2 separate regions of the Homo sapiens genome follow, and region 2 is linked to region 1. A link is a contact called in ENCODE Hi-C or POLR2A ChIA-PET data. All regions are on one chromosome and are shown on one strand. Each heading gives the region's core, a stretch centred on a gene start or an enhancer-like site at or near the end of the contact. The rest is flanking DNA. Distances are from core to core; before and after follow the strand shown. Region 1 overlaps DLEU2 (deleted in lymphocytic leukemia 2). Region 2 overlaps DLEU1 (deleted in lymphocytic leukemia 1).

The links. Hi-C counts contacts between places; a loop is a spot of excess contacts on that map. ChIA-PET counts read pairs that join two places held with the same protein, here RNA polymerase II (POLR2A). Pooled maps may share reads with other maps.
Region 2: a pooled map shows a loop between it and region 1 (2.6-fold over the local background). The contact joins two enhancer-like sites. A Hi-C loop is called at or near these places in 5 of 50 pooled maps. POLR2A ChIA-PET finds 5 or more read pairs at or near these places in 3 of 52 experiments (CD4-positive, alpha-beta T cell, activated CD4-positive, alpha-beta T cell and activated T-cell).

Annotation. Positions count from the first base shown.
Region 1 is chr13:50,104,930-50,108,258 of GRCh38, reverse strand. The region is part of intron 1 of DLEU2 (deleted in lymphocytic leukemia 2); the gene reads left to right. The region is part of intron 2 of DLEU1 (deleted in lymphocytic leukemia 1); the gene reads right to left. Among named protein-coding and RNA genes, the nearest start is that of DLEU2, 19 kb to the left of the region's middle. Within about 2 kb of position 1,583, at least 3 of the 41 ENCODE cell types and tissues checked have a DNase peak (open chromatin) inside an H3K27ac peak, as active enhancers do.
Region 2 is chr13:50,234,716-50,238,344 of GRCh38, reverse strand. The region is part of intron 2 of DLEU1 (deleted in lymphocytic leukemia 1); the gene reads right to left. It overlaps LOC124900337 (a long non-coding RNA gene), which reads right to left. Exons shown (of 2, transcript XR_007063796.1): 2 at 1-3,629. Among named protein-coding and RNA genes, the nearest start is that of DLEU2, 110 kb to the right of the region's middle. Within about 2 kb of position 1,269, at least 4 of the 41 ENCODE cell types and tissues checked have a DNase peak (open chromatin) inside an H3K27ac peak, as active enhancers do.

The sequences.
Region 1 (3,329 bases), core at 334-2,833:
TGTTTAGTGAAAAAAGGAAACTTTTGAAGTGATATAATCCAACTCTCATTTTACAGATGAGAAACATGAAGCGCAGATATGTTAAATTAAATATCTTTACTGCTCAGAGCACTTTTTTTTTTTTTTTTTTGGAGAAAGGGAGGGGCTTCTAATACTATTATGGCCTACTGCCTGCCTGTAGATAAAAGGTAATAGGAAGACTATGTAGCCATCACTATTGGACAAACCCAAGAAAGATATCTTATTTTGATCATAAGTATATATTTTCCCCTCAAGATTCTTGTTGGAGGATCCATTCCACCTTTATCTATTACCACAGACACAAAAGGGAAGTTCCTTTACACAAATCAATAATCATCCACAATAAAACCCATGAGAGAAGCTGGAGTTAGTTGGCAAAGCCACAGCATTTTACCACTCCTGGGAGGAACATTTACCTATATCCATATGTATGCATACCTGTAGCCTCTCAGTTGTGCTTCAGAAAAATCCCAGTTGCATACATTACAGTGTGTGACCACTGGAGTTGTGTATCACAGGGACACTTCATATATGTTTTATAGATCAAATTAATGACGGCAGGCTAATTGCCATAATAGATCATCCCCAAAATATATAGTGGCTCAAAGTTGTTCTTGCAAAACAAGTTTACTTTACTATTTCTTTAGTAGTTTCCAAGGTCTTACTGTACCTAAGCATTTAGGACCTAACTTCCAAGGTTTCCTTGGAGGGGTCAGTCTGTTGGGAGTTTTTTAGGGACAGGAGCTTAAAGTAGTTGATTTCTTTAGTTGACTTAAAGAGCTTAAAGTAGTTGACATCCATTCTCATTCCACTAGCTAGAGCTTAGTCATATGCCCACATCTAACTGCAAGAGAGGCTAGGAAATGAAATTTATCTGTACGGCCATGAAGTGAGAACATGGATTTTGATGTCTAGCTGGCTGTCATTGCTTACTTGAGTGCCCCCCTCCCTCCCAAATTCCTAAGTGGTTACCAAAAAATAAATTAGCTGACACAATTATGCTTCAAATAGAAAAAGTTAATAGTGAAACAAAGGGACTTTTATTTAAGAATTAACCTCTATCGTTTACCTCCTTTAGGCAGAATTGTTAATTTTGCATACCAATAGTCAACTGGCAACTGAAATCTCAAAATGAGGAAAAAGCAAATTTTTACAAGCATTACCTTTACATACATATTTAGATGGAGTTTGGCTTGGTTTTCTTATTCCATTACTAGTCAAATTCACAACTCAGACTTATAGCTCCTTACTTGTTTTAGGGGCTACCCTATTATTAAATGATGTTTGAAAAATACTCAACTTTTTACAACAAAGATAGCAGTTCCACAAATGAAAACAGCAGTAAGTTAGGTCTGTTTGTTTCCTTTGGATAAGTTGTTATAATCCTCAAACTGTACTCAACTATTCAGTTTTTCATAGAAGCACTGCATGGTTGCACTTCTGAAATCAAAAACAGGAAGTATGCCATATAAATGTCAGTAAAACTAAAACTCAGTTCTATGGTTTGATGTTTCTCTTCCTGCTGTATTTTCATATTATGTATGATTTTATGTGTACTTAGAATGACTGCGTAAAGGCAAACACTAATCTTACCTGATTTGTTTTCTTTGACAGCCTAACACAGTTTTAGGTTGGGTATGGGGGGCATGGAGGAAACCTGTGAAATAACCTAATATTGTAACTTTCATGGAGGGAAAGGAAAGGGCCAAGAAACTGCTGTTAATTTGGCATTGTTAGAAATTGCTTTTATGTATAGGCTGCCCAACTTTATTATTGCCAGAATACAGTATAGATAAAGAGGGCAGAGTCTTTTAACTATTTAAAAATCTACTACAGAAAAAAACTGTTACACTTTGTCTTATTTTGACACCTAAGCAATTCTTGAATGTGTTCCACTACCTTAATTCCTTCATGAGACAATTAAGGAGTGGCCTAAATACTGTGAAAATCCAGGATATCCCTGCTTGTTCTCTGTGAAGAAGTAGGAGTCTTCTTATAGTTAATTAATATTTCCAATATAACACCATTCCACAGAAATTTCTATAGAAATTCCAAGAAAATATTTAAACTGACCAGTCCAGAAGTTTTACGTTACTTCAAATATTTCTGGAGAAATGTTACGAACACATAGGTGTCTCTGTAACTTTAAAATGTTTTTCTTTAGGAAACTGTTTCTCTTTAGTTTGTACTTAAATTGAACACTGAAGGAACAATTTACAGTCACATACTATAGGAGTGAAGTAACAAAAAATAGAGCCTGTCTAAACTCCCTTGAAAGACCACACTGACCCAGAAAATATGGCTTAAAAGACAAAAAGGTACCCCGATTGTTTACTGTCTTTTTTTTTTGCAGCATATGAGGCACTGTTGAGTGGCACATACAATATATATAACATTTGAGGCATTATCTTTTGATTGAAAATACAGAAGAGATATGGGTGTATGTGAGAAGTAACATAAATAAGGGTAGGTTAATGAAGTGCAAACTATACATAATTGCTAAAGGGATGTGGAAAATCAAGTGATTTAAATCTAGATTGATATTGGGTAGAAGTCTGCTGGAATAGGCAAATCTTTTTTTTTTTTTTTTGGAGACGGAGTTTTGCTCTTTTGCCCAGGCTGGAGTGAAGTGGCGTGATCTCAGCTCACTGCAACCTCTGCCCCCCTGGGCTCAAGTGATTCTCCTGCCTCAGTCTCCCAAGTAGCTGGGATTACAGGCGCCTGCCACCACGCCCGGCTAATTTTTGTACTTTTAGTAGAGATGGGGTTTCGCTATGTTGAGACTGGTCTCAAACTCCTGACCTCAGGTGATCCACCTGTCTCAGTCTCCCAAAGTGCTGGGATTACAGGCGTGAGTCACTGCGCCCAGCCAGCAAATCTTATGTAGAATTTTTAAGGAGTGGTGAATTTGGATTGCCAGAGAGAAAAGATAACCATTCATTCATTCATCAAAGATTTATTGAGTGCTTACTGTGTGCCAGGCACTGTTCTAAAGACACAGCAGCAAACAAAACTGTTATAGAACAGGATAAGGCAGGTCATCTCCCAGATACGACACTTTGATAGGAACACAAAATACAAATAGGAGAGTAGAAAGAGATGAAATACAAAGAGAAAGAGCTGATATTGGGCTTATATTAATATTGAAAGGCCTTACATGCTAGATATTCTAAATGGGAGAAACATGCTGGAAAGATACTTGGCATGAATGAACTTATGTCCCTATGTTCAGAACAGACTGCTTTCCCTTCTCTGTTGGTTGGCTCTTCTAGCCTCCTAGGAACTTTTATAATCACCAGTATGATCCA
Region 2 (3,629 bases), core at 20-2,519, 130 kb before region 1:
AAAGTAGTCCTTTGGACCAAGAGACTACAACCTTTCTCATATGTGATATTTTGTAAGGTGCCAATAATAGGCTCAGCAATGGGGACCCCAGGTCTGAACACAAAACTGTGAAAGAAATTATTGAACTCTGAGAATGTCACCTAATAGAGAGACTGCTGTGCTCAGAGTATGAGACATGGGTCCTAATCCCAACTGTACCACTGATTTGTTGTGTGACAACAGGTGAGTTTATCTGTCCACACTCCAGTTTCCTCACCCGTAGAAAGGGATACCCACCCTGCCAACTTTACCCATATATTATGAAGACAAGTTAGCAGATGACTTAGTGCTTAGAAAAGTTAAAGCACTTGGAAATGAAACACATTAGTATGCAGTCTCCTTCCCCATCCCCTTTCTACATCTCATTTTGTGTTTCTCTTGCTGAACCTCTCCAAGAAACCCTCTTAAGCAATGAAAGCAAAGCCTTCTCTTTGAGCATCAATTCTGTAATCCTCCAACTGTATTTGGAAGGGAAACAAATTCTCCACCATGTTAAAGGCCTGTTTGTCCTCCTCTTCCCCCTAACAAAAAGAAAAATTGCAATAACTATCACTATTAATATATATATATCACTATGTTTGTCACTATTAAGCATATATCAAGTAAGTGACTTGCATTGTCTCATTTGATCTCCACAAAAACCCTCTTTGATAAGTATGAGTAGCCCCATTTTACCAATGAGGAGACTGAAAATGAGTTTAAATAATATGCCCCATTCAAACATCCTAGGGACTTCCAAATCCCAGTGGTGGAAGAAGGAATCCCTTCATGTCAGAATTTCGGGCACTCTAGCAAGCCTGAAATCATGTTAATAGCAAGTTAGAGAACTTTAGTTGGAGGATTGGAAGGCTTGCTTTTCTGCATTATCCTTCAAACCTCCCCTCAGGGAGCACCTATGAAAATAAATCAGTTCCAGAGTTCTCACCCAAACTGCTTTCAGGTTAGACAGCCAAGGATTCCAGAACAAAAGTATCCAGTGCAATTTAAAAAGGGGAGAGGCACACAACAGGGAAGCATGTCAAAGTGTGCACAAACAAGCTCGCCCTCCACCACCAGGCGTATTTACAAGTGACCACGTAAATTGTGATTTAACGGTCCAGCATGTGGTATAAAATGTCAGCAACTTTCACAGAGAGAGAAGTCTGGTTTTTACACCCACACAGCACTGTACACTTGACTTGAGCGCCCCGAAAATTCCCCTAAGCATTTTTATCATTACGTATCACTCGTATCACTACACAGTTTAGTCAGCCAAACCATATCCTTTTCCAGCTTTAGATAAATTGCCTTCTGACAAACTGCACACAGACAAAATATCACGAAGTCCCCAAGTTGTAATCTCTACCCTGTTTTTCTACAGAGATGAGTAAGATTTTCCTATTTAGTTTTTTTAAGTACATAAGCAGCAGATGCATGTAATATACGAATATTGTCATTAGTGTGTTTACTCGCTTTCTTGAAATATATCTGAGTTTTATCACTACCTTCGCCCAGATTATGCCACTTGCCACAAGAAAATTACTGCACAAAGACATATTGGTTTAAAAAAAGAGGTGGTCATTTGCCTTTTCTGAACTCTCATTATAATGGATAAAGCTTTAGCTGTACTTTTGGGGAAAATGAACATCATCAAAAAGTGTAAGCCTTGTCATTTTTACCAAATGTCATTTTTACCGCTTTGTCATTTTTACCAAACTTACAGTCAACATTTAAACAAATCTTTTAATATACTGTAGAGAAGCGAACTTTATAAACCATTACAAAATGTTTAATCAGAATTCATTTTAGCCAATCTAGTAAGAGGTCAGCTCAGTTTTCTGTGCTGTAACAAAGCTACGTCTATTTTTAAGAGAATACAGTAACTAATACTTTATTCATCCAGCTAATATTAAACTTATGTTCAATAGCTATTAAGAAACATACTTAAGACTACGACTGCAGGTAGAAAAACACACACACAGTTTCTAAATACCCTGTACTTATTAGAGTTGCTAATCCAAAAAAAGTATTTGTCATGTAAATGAATATACACAGCTCTTTGTCAAGCTAACGAAACTTGTGATAAGTAACACACACACACAAACACACACACACTGGCAAAGCTAGCAACCACTGGCCAAGTAAACCAACAATAGAGCTAAGAACAGCAATAGAAATATCCCCGGACACCTAGTACCTAATAGTGCCCAGTGAATGGTAGAAACTCTGTGTTTGTTCACAAATACTAATGGGTTTTAACCTAATAGAAATGTCTTCGGGAGAATTGTAAATATGTTGGACATCAGAAGTAGGTCAGAGGCATCAATGTTGAACATTTTTCACATCACAGTTTTATTGTTTTAATTTCCTACTTGAAATTAATATACTACTTTTTGAAATTAGTGTTACGCCAGATGCTGAGTTTATTTTCACATCTTAAGTGTATGAGTTTTACTTTCAGTTTTTACCTAACGAGACACATGTCTTGATCAATATACATTAGTTCACGCAGTTGTCTACAAAGCCAGGTGCTTTCAAAATGATTATATTCTATATTTGTAGAGTACCTTAAGAGTTTTCCATTGCTTTCATGCCCATTATCTCATTTAATGCAAATAACAACCATGTGCATGAGAAGGACAGCATTATTGTCCCTGTTTTACAAGTAGGAAATGAGATCCAGAGAAGTCAAAGTGTCTGGGCCAATGTCACAGAAGTAATGAGTGGCGAAAGTGGGACTGGAATCTAGGCCTTCAGGGTTTTCCTTCAACATGCCACCCATACATAGTGCAACAAAACTACAAACCATAAAATTAATCCCAGAGAAGCTATTTCTACTATACCTCCATTCATTCAACAAGTGTCAGTCTAGCACCTACTATGCCAGATGCTGAACCAGAAAGAAAGATAAAAGCTCAACAACTCTACATGCTTTTTCAGGTGCTTTGTCTCTTTCTTGTTATCGTCATTTCCAGGAGTAGCCTGGACTTTCCTGCTTAAATTGTCCAAAGTAAATGTATTAGTCCATTTTCACACTGCTGATAAAGACATACCTGAAACTGGGAACAAAAAGAGGTTTAATTGGACTTACAGTTCCACATGGCTGGGGAGGCCTCAGAATCATGGCAGAAGGCAAAAGGCAGTTGTTTTTTTTTTTTTTTTTTTGAGACAGAGTCTCACTCTACCGCCCAGGCTGGAGTGTAATGGTGCGATCTCAGCTCACTGCAACTTCTGCCTCCTGGGTTCAAGTAATTCTCCTGCCTCAGCCTCCTGAGTAGCTGGTATTAAAGGCATCTGCCACCACACCCAGCTAATTTTTGTATTTTTAGTAGAGATGGGGTTTCACCATGTTGGTCAGGCTGGTCTCGAACTCCTGATCTCGTGATCCACCTGCCTCAGCCTCCCAAAGTGCTGGGATTACAGGCATGAGCCACCGCGCCTGCAAAAGGCACTTCTTACATGGTGGTAGCAAGAGAAAACTGAGAAAGAAACAAAAGTGGAAACCCCTGATAAATCCATCAGATCCTGTGAGACTTATATACTATCATGAGAATAGCATGGGAAAGACCAGCTCCCATGATTCAATTGCCTCCCCCTGGGTTCCTCCCACA